Linked DNA regions of Homo sapiens: region 1 is linked to region 2. A link is an interaction called in ENCODE POLR2A ChIA-PET data of the cell type or tissue named here. Cell type or tissue: MCF 10A. All regions are shown on one strand. Links, peaks and the distances in the headings refer to the core of each region. The heading gives the core; the rest is flanking DNA.

Region 1 (4,395 bases), core at 304-4,303, 140 kb after region 2:
TCTAAAACAAAAACAAAAAACAGGGTCTGTGGCCCAATACAGCAGCTACCATCATAACTGAGGCTTCCTATGGAGGAAGAGGGTATAAATTCCCTGGCTCTTTCTCCTCCACCCTCATGAATCCTGCCAGTGCCTCCCACTGGCTGAAACGCACGAGAGCCTGTAAATTCCCCAGGCACAGAACGAGGATGTGAACTGCAGGTAGAAGACCTGGAGGGGGAAGGGAGACTAACGGCACACATGTATGCAAAGAATCAAACGATCTGCCCTTCCGCAGCCTGCAGGCTCCTACCTGTATGGCACCTTCCTGCTCAGCCTCTAGAAACCACACCATCCTCCAGGACCATCCCAACATCTTTGCTGCCCATCCAGCTTGTTCACCTCCTCTGAGCCACTTGTATAGCATATCTGATCTGACTCCATATATTTATGCATTTAAAACTGTATAAATAATTTTAAAAATTTAAAGGACATACTTGAGGACCATCTGAGATACGGAAATGAGAAGCACAGTCCCTGCTGGGGTAAACAGCTGCCCACAGTTGGTTCACACTCTTGGCTGGTCCCCTTCTAAGTGAGTCTAGCCTTAGCCATGTGACTTGTTTGGCCAATGGGACAACAGCAAATGTAACACAAGTAGAGGGTTGAAACGTGCGTGCACATCGAGTCCTGCCCTGTCTTGCTGCTGAAAACTGCTGCCACCACGTGAACAAGACTGGGTTGATCACATGAAGGATAAGAGGTCCTAATTATCCCAGCAATCCACACCATGCCCGCTGAGGCCCCAGAAGCCCAAGGGAGGCCACAGAGACCATCCAGCACTACACAGCTGGCCCAGACCAGAAAATCCTCCCTCAAGGAACTTAAAGAATAGTCCTGAACCTGCAGGAGACAGATGTGTGGGCCAACAGTGACAGAGAGCACAGCAGTTACTTTGTCAGAGGCTTGTGTGGGTCAAGTGTGCAGAGCAGGGGAGCGTGGAGGGGGCCTGTGGGGACAGGAAGGACTGACAGAGGCCACCACATAGGAGCTGAGACCTGCAGAAGGAGCAGACGCTGGCAAGTGTACCAGCAGCAGGAGGATGCTCCCAGTGTTGGAGGACCCCAGATGCAGGTAGACATGAGGCAGACCTTGGCATCTGAGGGCTCTGCAGGAATCGTGTGCTGCTAAGGGGAACCTATGAGATGGGCTCACCCTGAAACAGAGATGCTTCCTGCAGCCTGGCGCGGAAACTCAAGGGAAAGATTGGCCAACTGATTGTTCTCTTAAATATTCGGTTTGACTTTCCAGGTTTTTATTACTTTTTATTACCCACATTTGGTGCGAGGGCAAATCTGTTTATAGACACCATCGGCAGGGCCTTTGTGAGCAAGTCTGGGACTCTGCGAAAAAATTCTTTGGGAGCCAGCAAGGGCATATGTGTATGATATAGACCACCCAGGCACCCACCAGACCCCCAAGTTATTTGTACTTTCATCCTTCCACCCTGCTGGGCAATTTAAAGTGATTCGAGATGAGACTTAAGGTTGTTAGTTATTCAGCTGGTCTTGAAACCACCTTTGCAAAGATTATGACAGTAAGAAAAGTCTAGGTGGCTGACTCCATCTTGCTTCTAGCCTCACAGGCTAGCTGTCCTTGCTCATTCCTGGGCATAGGCCAAGCTAACCACAGGATGAATTTAGTTTATAATTTAGCTTTGAAGCAAGAATGATAATAGTTCCTTCCTAAAATAGATCCCCTCCTGGCTCAGAGACTGACACTGCCTTTGTAAAACTAATGAAAGGCCATGAAATTAGGATTATGGGAGGGGCCGAATTCTGCTAAAATGTAGCTATAATTCCTAGCTGCTCAAGAGTCATGTGGCCACAGATCACAAGACTAGTGACTTCCCCCAATAGCTCCCTAGTAATGTCACTATTGTGGAGCCTAAGATTGGTCTTTTGAAATGTTTTTCAGACTTTTGCATTCTGGTGATCAACAGACTCCACCCAGACCCATGACTCATGACTCAGTCAGTTCTGTGGCCCCACCCAGAGGTGGACTCATTGCACAAGGGCCCTTTTCCACACCCTTATGATTTCATCTCCGACCAATCAGCAGCACCCATTCCCTAGTCCCCTGCCCATGAGACTGTCCATAAAAGCCTAGCCTCTGAGTTCTTGGGAGACTGATGTGAATAATAAACTCTCAAATACTGCTTGGCTAGCCTTGAGATAATTAAACTCTCTACTGCAATACTGCTGTCTCGCAAAAAGGATCCATGGGTATCTATATTCTCTCTCTCTCTTACATTCTCTCTGTCTCTCTCTCTCTATTTTTGCAGTTCCCAGGGAACACTGGAAAATGCAGTTTGTAGGGAAACATCTTTCTTTCCAGCTCTTTTGATGCCAATAGCAACAAAGAGGCCACATGACATGCTCTGTGCTTCTTGGAGCAGAGCCCAGGGTCTAGTGGTTAACAGGGACAACTAAACTGTACTCTTCGGCCATCATATCCAGGATGCCACATACCATGCCTGGAAAAAAGTCCTCACTCATGCTTATTCTTGCTGTCACTCTCATCTCTCTTGACCCCTTCTATGACAGTTCAACACAATTCACACTTTGTTATTGTGTGAAAGAAAAAAAAATTTTTTTTCCTCATGAAGATCTTGAAGAGAGCTGTTTCTGAGCGATCAACCTGACTGTTGCAAGAAGGCATGTGTTGACATGTTGATATGACTGTGCTTTTCTTTCTTTTCATTGTGATTTGCTTAGTGGGGCAGCAGACAGAGAGGTGGGGCAGAGATCCCTGTGATCCTCAGAGGGACTGTGAAGGGCTGGGACTGCTGCCTTAGACCAAGTTTTCTTGTCAATTGCAATGTCTGCGTCAAAATTTTTCTCCAAATGATGGTGGAGATCCAGCACCTCAGCAGCGAGAATTTGCCACGTGAAACATAAACCAAATTATGCAAAACCCATAAGACATGTGAGCCATCTGGGGGATAAGGATGTCTTCCCAACCAAGACTGGAAATTCAGAAGCTAAAATGAAAAAAAGTAGACTTATTTCTAAAATTTAAAATAAATACGAAATTTTTATGGCAAAATGCAACATAAAGTCATCAAGCAGGACATTTGGGGGAAAATGATAATGCAGAGGACAAAGATATTACATTTACACAAAGAGATTTTATAAATCAACAAGGAGAAAAGTATGAATAATTATAGCATTTGTGAACTTATTAGCAACCTAGTAAATATTTTTAAAAAGATTATACCCTATGACTTAACATTCCAGGATATGTGTATGAGGATATTTGCTAAGCTTTATTCAATATGGCAAAGCAAAACAAAACAAAACAAAAAATCTTGAAGCATTTACTGAGCACATTCTGCATGGCAGAAACTGTGTTAAGTCCTCATTCAACTGTTTGAACAGCACAATGAGTCGGCCATTAGACACAGCCCCTTATTAGGATGAGAAACTCTAGACTCAGAGAAGGCAAGCAATTCAGTCAAGATTATACAAAGAAGCTACATGGCAGTAAATGCCAGATATGAAAAAAGATGAAGCTAAAAATGAAAAAAAAAGAATAACATCAAGAAATGTAAAAGACAGAACTAAAACTTAAAGCTAAGGCCAGGAACGGTGGCCCACACCTGTCTTCCCAGCACGTTGGGAGGTTGAGGTAGGCAGATCGTTTGAGCCCAGGAGTTTGAGACCAGCCTGGGCAACATGGTGAAACCCTGTCTCTACAAAAAATACAAAAATTAGGGCTGGGCGCCATGGCTCATGCCTGTAATCCCAGCACTTTGGGAGGCTGAAAGGTCAGGAGATCGAGACCATCCTGGCTAACATGGTGAAACCCCGACTCTACTAAAAATACAAAAAAATTAGCCAGGCGTGGTGGCGGGCGCCTATAGTCCCAGCTACTTTGGAGGCTGAGGCAGGAGAATGGCGTGAACCCAGGAGGCAGAGCTTGCAGTGAGCCGAGATTGCGCCACTGCACTCCAGCCTGGGTGACAGAGTGAGACTCCATATTAAAAAAAAAAAAAAAATTAGCCAAGTGTGGTGGTGCACACCTATGGTCCCAACTACTTGGGAAGCTGAGGTGGGAGTTTTGCTTGAGCCCGGGAGGCAGAGGTTACAATGAACTGAGATCACGTCACTGTACTCCAACCTGGGCAACAGAGCAAGGCTGTCTCAAAAAAAAAAAAAAAAAAAAAGTAGAAGGTAAATACAAAGATAAAAAGCAAAGAACCAGAAAGTAAAAAGCAAGAGAGAAAAATGAGGTTTAGAAATTTCCATTTTCCCTTTGACTTTGTGTCTTAAAAGATAAAAAATAAAGAGATTTAGAATTTTTTTTTAAAAAAAGAATTAAGAAACAAAACAGTAAAACATAAACTAAGAGTGA
Region 2 (4,395 bases), core at 230-4,229:
TGCACTTGGGTGTCTCTGCTATGGACTGAATGTTTGTGTCTCCCCAGATTCATAGGTTGAAACGCTAGTCCCCAGAGTGATGGTATTTGGAGGGAGGACTTCGTGGAGGTCATTAGTGTTAGGTGAGGTCGTGAGGGTGGAGGTCCTGTGATGTGATTAATGCCCTTAAAAGGGGAGGAAGGGGCCAGAGCTCGCTCTCACTGCCATGCAAGGGCACAGCGTGAAAGCACAGCAAGAAGATGGAAGACGGCCACCTGTAGACCAGGAGGAGGATGCTGGCACCCTGATCTCAGACCTCCAGCCTCTAGAACTGTGAGACAGAAATGCTTGTTGTTGAGCCACTCAGTCTGTGCTATTTATTTGACTGTCAGTGAGTGACAGTGGCTGCATCTTCTGGTTACATGATGTGCATTTCAGAAATGTGTTCCCAAAATTAAGCATATGAATATAATTTGGCTCTGCCTGTATTGAAAACCTGCTCTTTCACTGTCAACTTGAAGTTATGGTTCTTTTTCCTGGTTATAAATTATAACTATGGAGTCCTTTGAACCTCTGAACTAAAAGGAAGTTGTGGCGTAAGGCACAGATGTATGGGGTAATGAAAGTCTTCAAAGAAAGGGATCACGAGTTACTGCCATTCTCTGTAATTTTAAGTCTTCAGCATGTCCAAGAATTTTGTTTGCACAGGAATTGCTTATTTCTATGTGAGTAGAAATGCTTGTGCAAGGAAGTAGCAAGTGCTTTTCCATCTGTGGATAAGACTTGGAGCAACAGGCTCACACAAGTCTTCACAGAACAAGAATGAAAGCCTGGATTCCTGCCTCTGCTTAAAAGGTTGGGGCCAATACATTCTCACTAGGTTTTTCTTAGTCAGCACTGGCATTTTGGAAATCTGTTCCACTGAGTAAAAGCTTAGAAAAAAGAAGACCAGAACGTGGGTGGGTCTCTAAATCATCACTTTATGGTTGAGGAATAAAGTGATTAAGAAACAGCTTCTTCATTTTGAAAGAATCCACGGGGAAATCTGTGGAAGGAGCTGTGGAGGGCTGGAATATTCATTCACTCACTCATTCATTTATTTGTTCAACAGATAACATAGGGCAGGAAAGGGGTTATAAAAAGCTTCACCCTTTTAAACTGTGTAAGGGAAAAAGTAGAAAAAGTAAAGGAACGAACACTTCACATTATGGCAGAAGAATGGAGGAGACCATATGATTGAAAGCTCTTTGGGGCAGGGACTCTGTCCTGTTCACAGTTGTGTTAGTATATTCCACACAGTTATTTCGTACATAGTGGCTGCATATTTCTTTACTCAAAGTCTGTGTTCAGGAAAGGATATGATAAATTCACTGACATTAGATTGCAAATGACTAAAAACAACTTACTTATCTTTCATTTTAATAGGAAGTCAGATCTTAAGTAAGAGAAAGTAATCTCTTAAGGGCTGGGCTTCAGGAATGAATAAGCCAGGGCAGGATGTATGCTTTGTGGCTGTGGGAACCTTGCTGGCACCTATGAGATTAATTCCTGTCGGCTGTTCCCAGTGTGAGGTAGTGGGAATGGCCCTTGCCTGTGAGCTCCGTCCTAGTCGGGCCACCGCTGACCAGCTAGATGAGCTTGGCAAGTCATTTTCACCAACAGAGTTTGTTTTCAGGTTTTCTTTCTTGATTTGAAAAAAAATGAGGGAGATCTGGGACTTTCTAGCTCTAACCTTTAGATGTTCTATGCTAAAGCCAGGGCTGCACTGGTGAAAGTGAGATGTATCAAAGAAAGGGTGATATTGAAAGCAGGAGAAATAGAAGTGTCTTCCCCTTCAAGGCAAACCTGAGACAAGGATTAGACTAGTTCACCAAAGGGCCATCGAATTTGCAGAGCTAATTTCCTGTAGCTGAAGTGGGAGCGTATCCATCCTGCACTGGGCATGATGTCTTGTGTGAGTGGCTTGGGTAGGGACTAGAACGTAAGGATTAGATTAATAACTTTTTTTTTTAAATCATCTTTTCCTCCTCTGAAACCTCTCCTTAACTATTGGCTTTCAAGTTAAGTTTGGAATCTGACAGCACAGACACTCACAGCCACCATAGCTGCTTTTTCTTTGCATTTAATTGGGTTAACTTTTAAGAAATGGCATGTTTGACTTAAGATTTTTAGGCATATAACCTATAATATTGGCTTTGGGGGGTGCTTTTCTGTTCTTATTATTTGTCCTTTATCTTGGCACCTCATAATTAACTAATGGTGGTATTTATTTTAACTTGAGGGAGGTTCATTTTGAGATATGAAATGAGCATCTGAGAGGGAAAATCACAGCAGCTTTCAGAAGTGAAATTTAACAAGGTGAAATGTACAAATTAGCTTGAATAAGAGCATGACTGAATCTATACTAAGCAAATTACTTTCTGTTGGGGAGTTTATTCCTGGAATGTCTCTTTATAGTTAGTTTTAGGACTAATAGGATGGGATAACAAGAAAAACTTAAGATTTTTTATGGACAGTTCTGGCAGGAAGTGAAAAGCAGAACTTATTCTTTGTAATATTTATTTATTTGGTATAATGATAGAATCATAAAGCACCATCAGATAATCCCATTTGACCCACATAAATACTCAGTGATATAAGTAGCTACTCCATTTTAAAATGAGAAAACGGGGAGGCTCCAAGAGTCTTAGTAACATGCTCAAGTTTAAACTGCCAGTAACAAGAGGAAGACTTGCTTCCTGGAAACTGTGAACATCAGTTGCACCATTTCCCCCCAGATACCTTCCATGTATTCTAGCATGTTTGGCCAATACACTGAGCAAATCTTTTTTGTTTGATTTACTTGATACATTTTCAAATATGCTTCATCTTAGTTGAACAGTTTACAGGATTCTGTTATTTCTCAAGTGAACCATTTACAGGAGTCAGCCATTTCTTAAGAAAAATGCAAATCCTGGCTGGGCACGGTGGCTCACACCTGTAATCCCAGCACTTTGGGAGGCTGAGGCGGGTGGATCACTTGAGGTCAGGAGTTTGAGACCAGCCTGAACAACATGGTAAGACCCCGTCTCTATTTAAAATACAAAAATTAGCCAGGTGTGATGGTGGGCACCTGTAATCCCAGCTACTCAGGAGGCTGAGGCAAGAGAATCGCTTGAACCTGGGAGGCAGAGACCGTAGTGAGCCAAGATCGCACCATTGCACTCCAGCCTGGGTGACAGAGTGAGACTCTGTCTCAAAAAAAAAAAAAAAAAAAAAAAAAAAAGAAAGAAAGAAAAAGAAAAATTCAAATCCATTATCTCTGAAGTAGACACCCCAGTGAGTGAGCTACTTCTTTCTTTCTTTGCCAGGTTTGCATGAGCCGTTGGTCATGGAGTCCTTGCACTCTTGGTCTATCTATTTAGATGGAATTGACTCCATGCTCAATCTCTTTTGAGGTTAAAAGTTAGAAACTCACTTTAAATAAGGCAAGGGATACAGAGTATATATTTTATCTTACATATTTGAAAGCAGCAGATATTATCATTGACATGGTAGAAGTAATGCTTTTTCTAAATACAATGTAAAAAACTATTAATTACTTGGTTTGCTTATGCTAAATGATGTTTTCACTCAAGTCCTTAGCTACTGCCGCCAATCATCTGTTAATATTTTTCTCTTATATTTGTATGTCAATAGCGCACACATTGGTAAAGCCATTTCATTCATTTCTGCTAATGTTAATGGAATTAAATCTGTTTCAAGCCAGGTAGGTGAGGTGTTGAGTTTTCAGATTGGCAGAGATAGCTTTTCTGTTTGGTTCTTATGAGCTAATACTCTACATAACAATTCAAATTAGTCAACTGGTTTTTCTCATGTTTGTGTTGGGGTGTGGCAGCTCTCTGACAAGTCAAAAGAAAATGAGTAATTGATTTGGTGCTAAAACATGATTATGCTTGCTATAATGAAAGCACCCTAGAAATATTAAAACTAAAAAACAACACGTACTATCTCTGTTAGACAAGTGCCTTTTGTTATGTTAAGATATTCCATTTCTTCTTCATGCGAGATGGTTCAGCATTTACTAATCTTATACCAGAAGCAGTTTACATGGAGAGATATTTAGATAATGAAAACTTGTCTGTACTTAGGTAAATGGAAAGGTTGTCACCTGAACTAGCCAGAGACTCCAAAGCATTTAGCTGCCAGTCATGCCTTAAACCTTGGGAACATCCCATGTTAGACTTAGATTAAGAACCCTTTTGGGGTTTCAAAGAGGTGACGGGCTGCATTCAATGGTGAATGATCCCAAGGTTGAGTTAACTCATCACTCTGAAGAAGAACAAAATGAGGAATTTACTTAGTTAACTACTGACACCTTACTATAAACTCTGAAGGAAGGCAAAGAATGAGATACAGATAATGTATAAAATATTT

Evidence for each region. Peaks named below come from ENCODE experiments on the same cell type or tissue, not always from the same donor. Only the 100,000 strongest peaks of a DNase experiment are listed, where the experiment ranks them.
Region 1: POLR2A ChIA-PET joins it to region 2 with 5 read pairs; 2 of 35 experiments call an interaction of 5 or more read pairs at or near these places.

Annotation. Positions count from the first base shown.
Region 1 is chr6:150,295,476-150,299,870 of GRCh38, forward strand. The region is part of intron 2 of LOC105378054 (a long non-coding RNA gene); the gene reads left to right. Among named protein-coding and RNA genes, the nearest start is that of IYD, 71 kb to the right of the region's middle. In MCF 10A, for the core only: no CTCF peak of the experiment used is centred there; DNase peaks (open chromatin) are centred at 2,056, 2,436 and 2,696.
Region 2 is chr6:150,152,809-150,157,203 of GRCh38, forward strand. The region is part of intron 1 of PPP1R14C (protein phosphatase 1 regulatory inhibitor subunit 14C); the gene reads left to right. Among named protein-coding and RNA genes, the nearest start is that of PPP1R14C, 12 kb to the left of the region's middle. In MCF 10A, for the core only: no CTCF peak of the experiment used is centred there; no DNase peak of the experiment used is centred there.